Linked DNA regions of Homo sapiens: regions 1, 2 and 3 are each linked to region 4. The links are chromatin contacts, found by Hi-C or POLR2A ChIA-PET in ENCODE. All regions are on one chromosome and are shown on one strand. The core of a region is the stretch at or near the end of the contact, and the rest is flanking DNA. Distances in the headings are between cores, read along the strand shown.

Region 1 (3,085 bases), core at 249-2,748, 190 kb after region 4:
TTGCCTCATCCTTTTATAGAAAGTAGAGGCTACACACAGTTTCTGGGTCCTTTGTCTCTGTCTGCCCAATCTTGCAAGCTGGCCTTGATAGCAGCTCCTTTACACACCTTCAGCCCTGTGCCAGTTGACCCCACCCAGCAGGCAGCCATTTCACTGTGGGGCTCCCTGCATCAATGCACTGAATGGCACCCTGTTGCCCCCATTCCACTGTTCATTGTGCCTGACTCCCTACTTAATTTTTAAGACTTAAGTTAATTTCTTCAGGAAGCCTTCTCACCTCCCACTCAAGGCCAGGTTGGGTTCCCCTTCCCTGAGCACCCATGGTACCCTGAATCCACTTGTAAGAGCCCCCACCCTTCCTTGAGGTATGGATCTCCTTTCTTGCCTATAGTAGGACCTCTCCTACTAGACTGGGAGCTCTCTGAGGGGCAGGCACTGGGTCTGCTGTCCTTGTATTTGTGGAGGACAGCTCACAGTAGGTGCTCAGTTAGGGCTACCAAATTTAACAAATAAAAATACAAGATGCCCAGTTAATTCTGAATTTCAGATAAACAATGAATAGTAATAATAAAATAATAACAATGAATAGAAATATTGCATTATTTTATCTGTCAACCCAATGCCCAATAAATGTGGATTGCATTAATTCATAGGTGAATGAGCAAACAGCACAGAAAAAGAAACAGCAGTATATGTGGAAGAAAGCAAGAAAAATCAACTGGCCTGGAACCTAAGACTTGTCCAAAGATGTCACAGAGAGTAAAATGAGAAAAATCCAGTAGCCCGTGCCCAGAGCAGTTCCTCGTACCCAGTGAGTACTCCATCAGTAGTGACTGAGAGACTGAATGAATATTTTGCAGGAGGGAGGTGGTGTTGAATGCCAGAAAAAGTAGCAAGGATGTCAAAACAGAAATGGAGGGTGTGGTGGCGACAGTGGCTTTGGTCATGGGACATTTGAGGGAGTCAAGTGACCAGCAGGCTGCAGCCTCCAAGTCCCCAAAACTCAGATTCACAGAGTGGCCATGTCCTTATGAGAAATCAAGACTCTCCTCCCGGGCATTGTAGGGGTCTGTGCCTGCCTCGGCGCAGGTGCAGTTCAGCAGTGGACAGGGCAGCCCAGGCTCGAGAGGCCTTCCCAGGCCCACAGGCACAGCCACCCCCTCTAGCGGGACCTCCACTGTCAACCTTGGCCTGACTGGATGCCAGAGGATCACAATAAGTGCAGACCCCGGTTCTCCCCTCCCCATCACAGAGCAGAGGGAGCCACAGTTCCCTTGGGGCCCCTGGAAGCCCCCACCAGACTGGGCTTCCCCTGGAGCTCCGCATGCAGAACGTGGCCTTGGGGAGTTTCCCGAACCCTCTGAACCCTCTGAAACATGCGGCTGGGCTCCCAGGCCCCAGGCTGCCAGGCAGTGTTGTGGGGAGAGGGATGGTGTTGAGCTCCGGGGAGGAAACAGACCCCCATTGTCCCCCTGGGCCTGGCAGCACAAAGGGAGCCTGTGTCATGGCAGCAGATGTATGTGGCTGACTGTGGTGGACACCGGCCTAGGAGAAGCATACAGCCTGGGGACCCTGTCTGCTTCATGTCCCTCCAAGTGGGACCTGTGGGCTGGTTCTCTGTGCCTGAGGGATGGCATGTACGTGGGGCCACTGGCTATCTCCGACGGTGCACACCGTGTGTTCACACCAGGAGGTCTGAGTGCAGCAAGTGTATGCTTGCGTGTCTGCATGTGGCGATACACGTGTGCCTGGGCGAGTCTGCAAGTACGTAAGCATGTGGGTCTGTGAGTGTGCGCATCACATGGAGGGCAGGTGATGCTTCTGCGCACGTGGGAGCCCATGTGCCCAAACAGGCCGCCTTCCCCAAGAGCCTGGCCAAAAACGGCAGAACTGGCTGCCGAGCTTTCTTGGGAAAAAAAGTACCAAGATTGGGACCAAGGCTCTGTCCAAGGGAGACTCAGGCTGTGCACACACACATGCACACACACACACGCACACACACACAGTGGAGATGCTGCATTCTGCCTGGTACAGTGTTAGAGGGCAGGGCGGGGTGGGGCAGTGGAGGGGGGGTGGGTTCTCCTGTGGGGTGAGGGCCGCCCAGATGCTCCTGGGGTTTTGGGTGTGGCTGCCTCCTTCACTTAGCCTCTCCTTGTCTCTGGCCTTGGCTTCCTTTCTGCTTCCTAGCGTCCTGAACGATCAGGAACCTCTTTCGGGTTGGGGACCCTCACACAAGTAGTGGTGGGGTAGAAGGGCAGGAATGGCTGTGGTCTTCCAGGTTCAGGACATGCCCCAAGAGCTGAGCTGCCTAGTATGGCCTTGCATCCCTCCCACCCCAACCCCCAGTGAATTGGATCCCACCCACTCAGCCTGCACTTCCAGCCTTACCAGAATCAGGAAATGAGATTTCAACTCCATTCAACTAAATCCAACAAATATTTACAGAGGATCTTCTAAGCAGTAGGTTCTGTAAAGCTGGGAGGGGCAGGGAGAGGCCCTTTTCTGGGCCCTGCCTCCTGGGATGACTCCAGGTTCAAGACAACAAGGCCTTCCCTACGGCTTTGCTCCCTACGGACACCCACAGCTGCTGCCTGCACCCAGCACCCACACCCCTGCCCACTGGCCATGATTAGAGGCCCTGTCCATGAGGGATGCATGGAGGAGCCTCTCAGGGATAATGCCTACTGCACTGGTTCCCCCCTCGCCCCTCCAGGGGTTGCCGTATCCCCTGCGCCCTTTAGGAGATGGTGCAAGATGCTGAGGAACTCAGAAGCTTGGGTTTCCTTCTGATTATATTACTCTCCACAAAGACGGCTCCTCTGCCTTCAGAGTCCCACCCAGCAGGTGGGACTCTGGGGCTTTTGAAAATGGGCAGGCATCTCCCAGCTTATCCCATGGGAAAAGATGGAAGCTCCCTCCCTCTATCTTGGTCTCCAAGGGAAATGCGCCTTATGACCCTTTGGGTTAGGTGTAAAAATATTGTGAGTCAGTTTGTTTTTTCCATCTGGAAATTTAAGAATGACTTGCCAAATATTTAATAAATGGATTGACACAATGCCCCCTCTTAGTCCCAGTTTCAGACTGT
Region 2 (2,778 bases), core at 164-2,663, 230 kb before region 4:
GAATATTTTATCTTCTTCTTATTTCAGAAACTATTTTATATATATCATATATATTTTATATATATATATTATTTGTTTGTTTGTTTGTTTTTTGAGACGGAGTCTCGCTCTGTCGCCTGGGTTGGAGTGCAGTGGCGCGATCTCGGCTCACTGCAAGCTCCCCCTCCCAGGTTCACGCCATTCTTCTGCCTCAGCCTCCGGAGTAGCTGGGGCTACAGGCACCCGCCACCACGCCTGGATAATTTTTTGTATTTTTAGTAGAGATGGGGTTTCACTGTGTTAGCCAGAATGGTCTCGATCTCCTGACCTTGTGATCCGCCCACCTCATTCTCCCAAAGTGCTGGGATTACAGGCATGAGCCACCGCGCCCGGCCATATTATATATTTTTTTATATATGTAAACCTATTGTATATATTAAAAACTATTATATATATAACTATTATATATATTATATGTAAAACTTTTGTATATAACTATTGTGTGTGTGCGTGTATATATATATAACTTGTATACACACACACACACACACACACACACACACACAAACTTTGGGAGGGGTCTTGTGAAAGCAGAGGCCTGGGTTTTCCTGCCATTGCCCCCAGTGTTTCAGAGTAAGGTGCTTATATTGTGGGTACAGGATCTCATTAGAACCTGTGTAAGTAATGTTTTCTTTGAGCCCTGTCTGCTCCAAGGCAGGTGGATGGTGTTGATAGGAGATACTCCTTTTGAAAGACATAGCCCCATGTTTGCGTTATTCCTGTGTTGAGCCTGGCTAGCACGGAGCAGGCTTGGTTCTGGTATGTATCTTCTGTCCACGGGTTCGAGAGGATGTCAGGACATCTGCCTCTTCACTCTGGAAGAGTCTGCGAGCCGGTGCAATGGGTGGCATGTAAATGGTAATGCCATGTGGCATGAATTCCCACTCGTCTTCTCTTTTACGTTTGTAGTACCTGAAAAAAGCCATGAATATAGAGTATTCATGAAATAATATAACAGGGTTCTCTTCTTTTAGAGCCTATTACCACTTCTTGTGTTACATCTTTTCAGGCATTTGCCGTCTTCTGATTACTTTGTTCATTTTGGATCAAAGGCCTAAATATGTAGGCCTCCAAGAAGTATTAAAATTTTCTCATGAAACCTTTCAGAAGCCTATCATATTAGTTAGCTATTACCTTTCTGCTTAGCTCTTGACAAAACAGTACCTTCATTTTTGTGTTTCTACCAAAAATTGAAGTGGATTTGGAGCAGAAGGGTAAGAAACCAAACTCAAGAGAGTATTTCTTATGTATGTAGTGTCCTAGGTTTCACTTCCTTGTTTCACAGAGCTGACTTATGCATTTTAATGTGAGAAAACCATTAAACATGAGGTTCTGGCATGCGCTTGCAGAGCTATTTGTTTGCGCCAAGCCTTGGCTGTGGCTGTGTTATCTTTGATCACAGAGATGACTCAGGCAGACTGGTTTTTGTTTCCTGATATACAAAGTTACCAGTCTCCTTCATCTGGCATTTGGTGATTCATTTTAGGAATTTGGGTGGTAAATTTTACTTTCAGGGGCCTTAAAAATTGTTCTTTCATGAATAAGTGGAAAGAACTAAGAAATGTTTTCAGAAAGTTGATGCAAGGAGGAAAGGCATGTGCACAGAATTGCAGTTTACATTAGAAACAGAGATTTGCTTTAGAACCTGTGCTCTGTCTTAAGAACATTGAATTTGTGGAAGCTTTTTACTACTCAGTCTGTTGTTCATTGCATCCTAGAAATAATAAATTACTACATTGAAAGTACCTTTCAGTGGTACCTGAAAGTACCTTTCCAAAATGTTGCTTAGTTTACATATAATCAGAATGCTGATACTACTCATTATATTCAAAGTATCCATTATATAAAACAAAGATTGCATTAATATAGAAAATTTAAATATTGCTTTGAAGCCAGTGTACTTAGGGCATCATTTGTTAACCTCTAAAAATACAAAGTAAGAAGTTTGCAATCAGTCTGTTCTTCCAGTGAAAGAAAATGCTGCGGTTGTAGTTGCTTTCTTCCAGTAAGTAAGGTGCTTTATGAAGTAGATTCATAGAACATCACCAACAGCAGAAGTGCCACCAACCAAAATACAAGGTTATTTTGGTGTAACAGAAAGAGCACATCTATCACTCTTGACAAGCCCTGCACTCTTGGGTTCAAATTGTAGCTCTGTAACTGCCTTGCTTGCTCTCTGAACCTCAATTTCCTCAACTTGCAAATGAGGGTGATAACACATCTTCTGAGAGTCACTGTAAGCAAAATGTCCTGTAAGCAGAAGCACCACCCTTGATTCCTTAAGTACAGAGCCTAGGCTCTGACTTATTGACTGTCCATGTGTGTTATAGAACAGTGTTTCTAAAACTTTAAGATGTAAACATATCACTTGGCTATCATATAAATTCTGATTTCAGTAAATCTGAGGTGAGGCCTGAGAGTCCGACTTCCAAATGGTCTTCCAGATAATGCCACTGCTGCTGGTCTGTAGATCACATTTTGAGTAGCAAAATTAAACTTGGGATATTAAATTTAATACCATCACACACACACACACACACACACACACACACACACACACACATACAATTTTAACAAGCTAGACAGTAGTAGCTTATTAAAATTGGTTAGGCAGTTTAAGGAATTTATTAAGAAGTAGATTTTGACCCAGGAATGCAGAAAACAAGAAAGAAAGTGTTCTGAGCAGAGAAGTCAGTAGGAAGTAGACCAACCTTTGTTGAGCCCCGTCTTTCTGCCAAG
Region 3 (3,005 bases), core at 83-2,582, 250 kb after region 4:
ATGGTCTCAAGATGGCTGCCACAGTTCCAGATATCACATCTTCTTAAATCTCCTTCCAAAGTCAGGATGTAGGGTGATGGTCAATGTGGCAAGAGCTCTCTTTATGTGCTTTTCTTATTTGATCAGAGATGAAAAGTCTTTCTCAGAATCTTTTCCATCCCCACTCCCACAACCCAGTCTCAGGTTGTGAAGAGATAACTTTGGTGAGGTTGTCCATCACAACTTTGGAGGAGTAAATGAACCTATTTCCACATCAGTTGTTCATCTGTAAAATGAGGGCTAATGATATTTACCCCAGGAGGTGGTTGTGGGGATTGAATAAAGTGATCTAGGCTGGCCATTCCAAGTACACAATCCTCTTGGCTTGGTTGGTTCAGAGAGGGACATGTGACCTGATGATACCAACCAGAGTCTTGCTTTAAATTTTGTCTGTGGATGCTGGAGGGGGTCTGTCTTCCTCTGGGATGTTGAACAACGAGGCTCAAGAGAGCCTAAAGCAATTGCACGTAACTAAGCGATTGTTACCATTTGTCTTGGTAAAAAACAAATTTCAGGAACTAAACTCCATTTCACTGAAGCCTAAATGCATCCTAGGAGGTTTTCTAGAGCTAGTCCCTCTGAGCAAAATATATTTATGCCCCTGAATTGATCAGATCCTCCTGTTATATGGATTCATGGAGCCCAGTCACTTCCCCTCATAGTTTGCAACAATTTGTAATTAAATATATTACAAATGATATCATGCCACAAAATTTAGGATTCAAGAAATGTTACATTTCTTAAATGTTCCACATTAAGTTGCATCTGGCTAAAACCCTCCTTTGTCAAAGTTATAGAAAGTTGATGCAGAAGGTGATGCAGAAAGACCCCAGAGTTTGCCCCACCCATGAAAACATGTGTTTTTAACATAGTAGGGACTTAACTGTCAACCATGGTTGTCCCCAGTGCTGCCCACGAGACAGTAGAGGGATTAGGGCAACTTTGAGGCAGGCTTGACCTGGGGGGCATTGCTCAAGGTTCCTGAGACTGGGCATCTGGGCGCAGTTCTCCAAGGCACAGGGCAGCCCCCACCAACATCCAGGGCCCTGCCACTGCAGCACTTGATGGGGGCGGATCTCTGGGGCCCCTGCAAAACCCCTAACACCTCTCGCCTTCAGTCCAAAGAGCCTCACAAGCCCTGAAGGCCATGGCCCTCCCCTGGCCAAATCTGACTGACACTTTGTTTACCACCTCCTAAGGGGCGTAGGCCTTTCAAATCACAGGGGCAGCCCACCTGGCCTGGCAACTTCTCCATTCAGCCGGAAACACAGACCAGAGACTGTTACTTTCCTCCTCGTGATAAGGAAATCTCAAACCTCAAGAACTCAAAGGCCAGGTGCTCCAGAAGGGTAAAGGAAAAAGCAAATATTTCTTCCTTTATCTTGATAAGCCAGCAACCTAGAAAGTGGAAAAATGAGACCCGACTTCTCAACAACTTCTCATTGGCATCAAACCTACCTGTCACATATATCTGTATATGGTGGACAGGGGATCCTAGGGGCTGGTGTCTAATTTGCTCACTATTTTATCCCAGTTTTTTGGCTCACAGTAGGGCTCAGTAAATATTAGTCCAATAATTATTAATCAGAACTCTTTGTGCTCTAAGTGACAGAAATTCAAACTGAATCAAAATTTTTAAAAAGATAATTGGCCGGGTGTGGTGGCTCACGTCTGTAATCCCAGCACTTTGTGAGGCCGAGGCGGGCGGATCACGAGGTCAGGAGATCGAGACCATGCTGGCTAACACGGTGAAACCCCATCTCTACTAAAAATACAAAAATTAGCCGGGTGTGGTGGTGGGCACCTGCAGTCCCAGCTACTTGGGAGGCTGAGGCAGGAGAATGGCGTGAACCCGGGAGGCAGAGGTTGCAGTGAGCCGAGGTCACACCACTGCACTCCAGCCTGGGTGACAGAGTGAGACTCCGTCTCACAAAAAAAAAGATAATTAACTGGCCCTTGTAACTGGGGAAATTGAAGGAAGACCTGACTTCAGGCAAGATTGGAACAACAATATGGTGGAGTATGATTTTCTCTCCAGCTCTATGGCCACCTTTACATGTTAGTTTCATTCCCCCAACAGCTTCTTCCTCATATCCTTGGGCAATGGCTCCAGCAGCTTCCAACTCTCTTGGTCATCACTCAGCATCTCAGAGGAAGACAGATCCTCTTTCCAGCATCTATAGCTTGAATCTTAAGCAAGACTCTGATTGCATGATGTGTCTATCCCTGAACCAGTCACTTGGCCGGGAGGACTGTGTGCTCAGAATGACCACCTGGGTCATGTGCCCAGCTCTGGGTGATGGTGGAGAGGCATCATAAGAAAGAACTTCACCAAGAACTGGTTTGGCTCCTGGAATATAAAGGGAGCTATGACCAGCTATATTTGCTTTGGTTTCCTTATCTGTGAGGTAATGGCATTGGACTACATGGGCTTCAGAGCAGGCAAAGAGAGAAAGGGTTGGCAGAAGCATCAGATGTCCTCCATATAGTGTTGGGAGCTGAGGCTGGGCGGGCTATGCATTCAGTTGGGTTCAGTGATGGTGGGTGTATTAGTTAGGGTAAGAAAGCTGCTGTAACAAACAACCCCCACCTCCCAATAGCTCAACATACCAAACTCAGTCACACCACAGTCCAAAGCATGGTGATGGGGTATTCATCTCCATGCAGTCATAGAGGGCCCCCTTATTTTAGCAACATCCTCATTCCCTAGAGTTCTGGAGTCTTGTGCTTGTAGTTGCACTGATGGGGAAGGAGTGGAGGTGGTACGTGGAAGATGATACAGGAACTGTTGGAGGCCAGGCCTGGAATAGATGTACCTTACTCCTGCCCAATAGCCATTGGCCAGAACTTGGTAGCTGCACATGGTAATAGCAAGGCAGGCTAGAAAATGTGTCCAGAAAGAAAAGCAAACAGAGTTTGGTGAGTTCCTAGTCCTGCTGCATTGCGGGAGGACTGAGGTGGGTTTA
Region 4 (2,883 bases), core at 343-2,842:
AGAAAGGGGCCAGGCGCAGTGGCACACGCCTGTAATCCCAGCACTTTGGGAGGCTGAGGAGGGAGGATCGCTTGAACCCAAGAGTTTGAGACCAGCCTGGGCAATATAATGAGATCCCCAAGTCTACAAAAATAATTTTTTTTTTTTTTTTTGAGATGGAGTCTGGCTCTATTGCCCAGGCTGGAGTGCAGTGGTGTGATCTCGGCTCACTGCAAGCACCGCCTCCTGGGTTCACGCCATTCTCCTGCCTCAGCCTCCAGAGTAGCTGGGACTACAGGCGCCCGCCACCACGCCCCGCTAATTTTTTGTATTTTTAGTAGAGACAGGGTTTCACCACATTAGCCAGGATGGTCTCGATCTCCTGACCTCGTGATCCACCCACCTCGGCCTCCCAAAGTGCTGAGATTTAAAAAAATTTTTTTAAATTAGTCAGGCATGGTGGTGCACACCTGTGGTCCCAGCTATTTCGGAGGCTGAGGCAGGAAGACCACTTGAGCCCAGGAGGTCAAGGCTGCAGTGAGTTATGATCGCACCACTGCACTCCAGCCTGGGTGACAAAGCAAAACCATGTCTTAAAAAAACAAACAAAAAGGCCGGGCGCGGTGCCTCACACCGGTAATCCCAGCACTTTGGAAGCCTGAGGAGGGTGGATCACTTGAGTGAAGTCAGGAGTTTGAGACCAGTCTGGCCAACATGGTGAAACCCCGTCTCTACTAAAAATACAAAAATTAGCCAGGAGTGGTGGTGTGTGCCTGTAATCCCAGCTACACGGGAGGCTGAGGCAGGAGAACGGCTTGAACCCAGGAGGAGAATGGCTTGAACCCGAGAGGCAGAGGGTGACAGAGTGAGACTCCATCTCGAAAGAGAGAAAGAAAGAAAGAAAGAAAGAAAGAAGGAAGGAAGGAAGGAAGGAAGGAAGGAAGGAAGGAAGGAAGGAAGGAAGGAAGGAAAGAAAGAAAGAAAGAAAGAAAGAAAGAAAGAAAGAAAGAAAGAAAGAAAGAAAGAAAGAAAGAAAGAAAGAAAAGCAAGCAAGCCACACATGGTTGGGAACTGTGGCTGAAAAGAAGCTGAGCTTGGGGCCTAGACAGCTGTGGCAAGAACGGTGTTAGGTCCTTTTCAGTTTTGTATGGCTTTTGCACCAGGCAGGCCAGCTTCTGCCATTTCCTGTCTGTTTGAGCGTGGCCAAGTCCTTTAATTTCACCCAGCCTCAGTTTCGCCATCTGTAAAATGGGGATGACATTGCCTGTCACTAGGCCTGCAGTGTCAATGCAGTTCACTGACATGCAGAGAGAGCAGTGCAGGCCCAGGCTACGGTGGGGCTTACGTACCATAGTAACTTACCCACACAGTCATCTGGGGCTTCCCCACAAACAGGAATGAGAGCATATCAATAGAGTTATTATTTGAATAAATAATTCCATTTTTCTATATTTATAGAAAAAGACGCAGGTGAACCCTGTGTCATACTGCCTGTGGTTCCTGCTGTGGGGAGGGTGACCATGGCTTCACCCAGGGGCAGGCCCTAGGCTTAGGTGAGATAGAGCAGTCCCCGCCCCCAGCGCTCGGAGGCTGTGCACTTAAACTTCAAAGGACCTTCCAACAGATGCAGCTGGTTTCCTGCAGCCGTGCAGCAGCCAATGCCAGCCTGAATCACCCCGGCCTAAGGGAAGCTGGGGAGCAGAGGCCCGCAGAGACCTTAGCCCAGGTTAATATGAGAGGCTTCCTGGAGGCAGAACACACCCAGATTCTAACTGCTAGAAGAAAGAAGAGAATGGCGTGTTGGGGAGTTGCTGTAGCCCAGGGTGTTGGGGCCTGGGATGTGTAGATTCAGAGGGGTCTTTAGGAGGAACGACTTGGGAGATAAGAGCGATAAGAGCACTGATAAACGAGGTCACAGGTAGGAATGTAACCTGCGGACTCTCCAAGCCCCAGGAGTAGCTGGGTTCAGGCAGGTCCTCTCCTCCAGAAGGCCCACCAGGAGTGCCTACAGTGGTGTAGCTTGCAGCTTCCAAGCTACAGGAAGAGTCCTTGGGTCTGTGCTGTGGGTATGAGAGAGTGAGATGGGGTGGACACGGGCCAGGGCCAGGGCCAGGGCAGGATGGGGGCATGGGGAAGTGGTATCCCTAAGCAAGGGGCTTAGAGGCCCTGTGTGGGGCTGGCCCACGGCAGGTGGGAGGGATTTTTAGGTAGGCTCAGGTGCAGATGGAGACATTACGCCGTGGCCCCACAGGTGGTTAATATTTAATCTCCTCCTTAATCATTAACTCCCTGGCTGGCTGGGGAGGAACAGGGCTGTTGTCAAATCAGTAACCACAGGCCCAGGAACAATGTCCACAGATCTCATGGCCTCTCCCATTGCTGGCCGAGTGGGGTAACCCCTGGCCCTGGGGGCCAGGTGCATCTCCCTCCCACGGTGACCTTGGGCCATGGAGAGGGCTTGAAGAGGCCAATCCTCTCCGAGCCCCTGGATCGCCCTTTACCCTCCACCCTCTACTTACTGGTGGGGAGTGGTGGGAGGTGGTGTCCATTCACGCATGAGGGTTCTAGTCCCTACCCACTCCTTCCAGGCTGTGTGACCTTGGGCAACTCACGTAGCCTCCCTGAACCTCAGTTTCCTCATCTGTGCAATGAGGATAATTATTCGTGTCTTGGAGGATTGTCATGAGATTTGAATGAGAGGAGGGTATACAAGGAAGTACTTTCTAAGCTGACGATTGAGTTAGCAAACAAGTTAGAGAAAGTACAGATGGGAAGAGACAGAGAGCAAAGGGTAAAGAGGAAAGAAAACAGCTTGAGAGCTCTTGTTTCCATCCACCCAAATGCAGTTCCTTTCCTTGGAGTTTGTTTTAATTCATTCAAGGAGTGTTGATTGATAAGGCTGTG

What was found. A loop is a pair of places that touch in the nucleus more often than their neighbours do. ChIA-PET counts read pairs that join two places held with the same protein, here RNA polymerase II (POLR2A). Pooled maps may share reads with other maps.
Region 1: a pooled map shows a loop between it and region 4 (1.9-fold over the local background). The contact joins two enhancer-like sites. A Hi-C loop is called at or near these places in 1 of 50 pooled maps. POLR2A ChIA-PET finds 5 or more read pairs at or near these places in 2 of 52 experiments (HepG2 and activated CD4-positive, alpha-beta T cell).
Region 2: a loop to region 4 is called in a map with no recorded cell type, with 11 times the contacts of the local background. The contact joins two enhancer-like sites. A Hi-C loop is called at or near these places in 3 of 37 single-sample maps with no recorded cell type and 8 of 50 pooled maps. POLR2A ChIA-PET finds 5 or more read pairs at or near these places in 3 of 52 experiments (A549, GM12878 and Panc1).
Region 3: a loop to region 4 is called in a map of Caco-2, with 7 times the contacts of the local background. The contact joins two enhancer-like sites. A Hi-C loop is called at or near these places in 1 of 168 maps with a recorded cell type or tissue (Caco-2) and 2 of 50 pooled maps. POLR2A ChIA-PET finds 5 or more read pairs at or near these places in 2 of 52 experiments (Caco-2 and HepG2).

Annotation. Positions count from the first base shown.
Region 1 is chr2:42,999,049-43,002,133 of GRCh38, reverse strand. No RefSeq gene overlaps it. Among named protein-coding and RNA genes, the nearest start is that of LINC01819, 39 kb to the left of the region's middle. RefSeq lists enhancers at 768-1,549, 1,574-1,633. Within about 2 kb of position 1,498, at least 5 of the 41 ENCODE cell types and tissues checked have a DNase peak (open chromatin) inside an H3K27ac peak, as active enhancers do.
Region 2 is chr2:43,425,271-43,428,048 of GRCh38, reverse strand. The region is part of intron 28 of THADA (THADA armadillo repeat containing); the gene reads left to right. Among named protein-coding and RNA genes, the nearest start is that of THADA, 170 kb to the left of the region's middle. RefSeq lists enhancers at 1,430-1,489, 1,510-1,599, 754-1,953, 1,992-2,071. Within about 2 kb of position 1,413, at least 24 of the 41 ENCODE cell types and tissues checked have a DNase peak (open chromatin) inside an H3K27ac peak, as active enhancers do; they include GM12878, where a contact is called at or near this core.
Region 3 is chr2:42,947,603-42,950,607 of GRCh38, reverse strand. The region is part of intron 1 of LOC112268413 (a long non-coding RNA gene); the gene reads right to left. Among named protein-coding and RNA genes, the nearest start is that of LINC01819, 90 kb to the left of the region's middle. Within about 2 kb of position 1,332, at least 5 of the 41 ENCODE cell types and tissues checked have a DNase peak (open chromatin) inside an H3K27ac peak, as active enhancers do.
Region 4 is chr2:43,193,725-43,196,607 of GRCh38, reverse strand. No RefSeq gene overlaps it. Among named protein-coding and RNA genes, the nearest start is that of ZFP36L2, 31 kb to the left of the region's middle. RefSeq lists an enhancer at 1,679-2,598. Within about 2 kb of position 1,592, at least 16 of the 41 ENCODE cell types and tissues checked have a DNase peak (open chromatin) inside an H3K27ac peak, as active enhancers do; they include GM12878, where a contact is called at or near this core.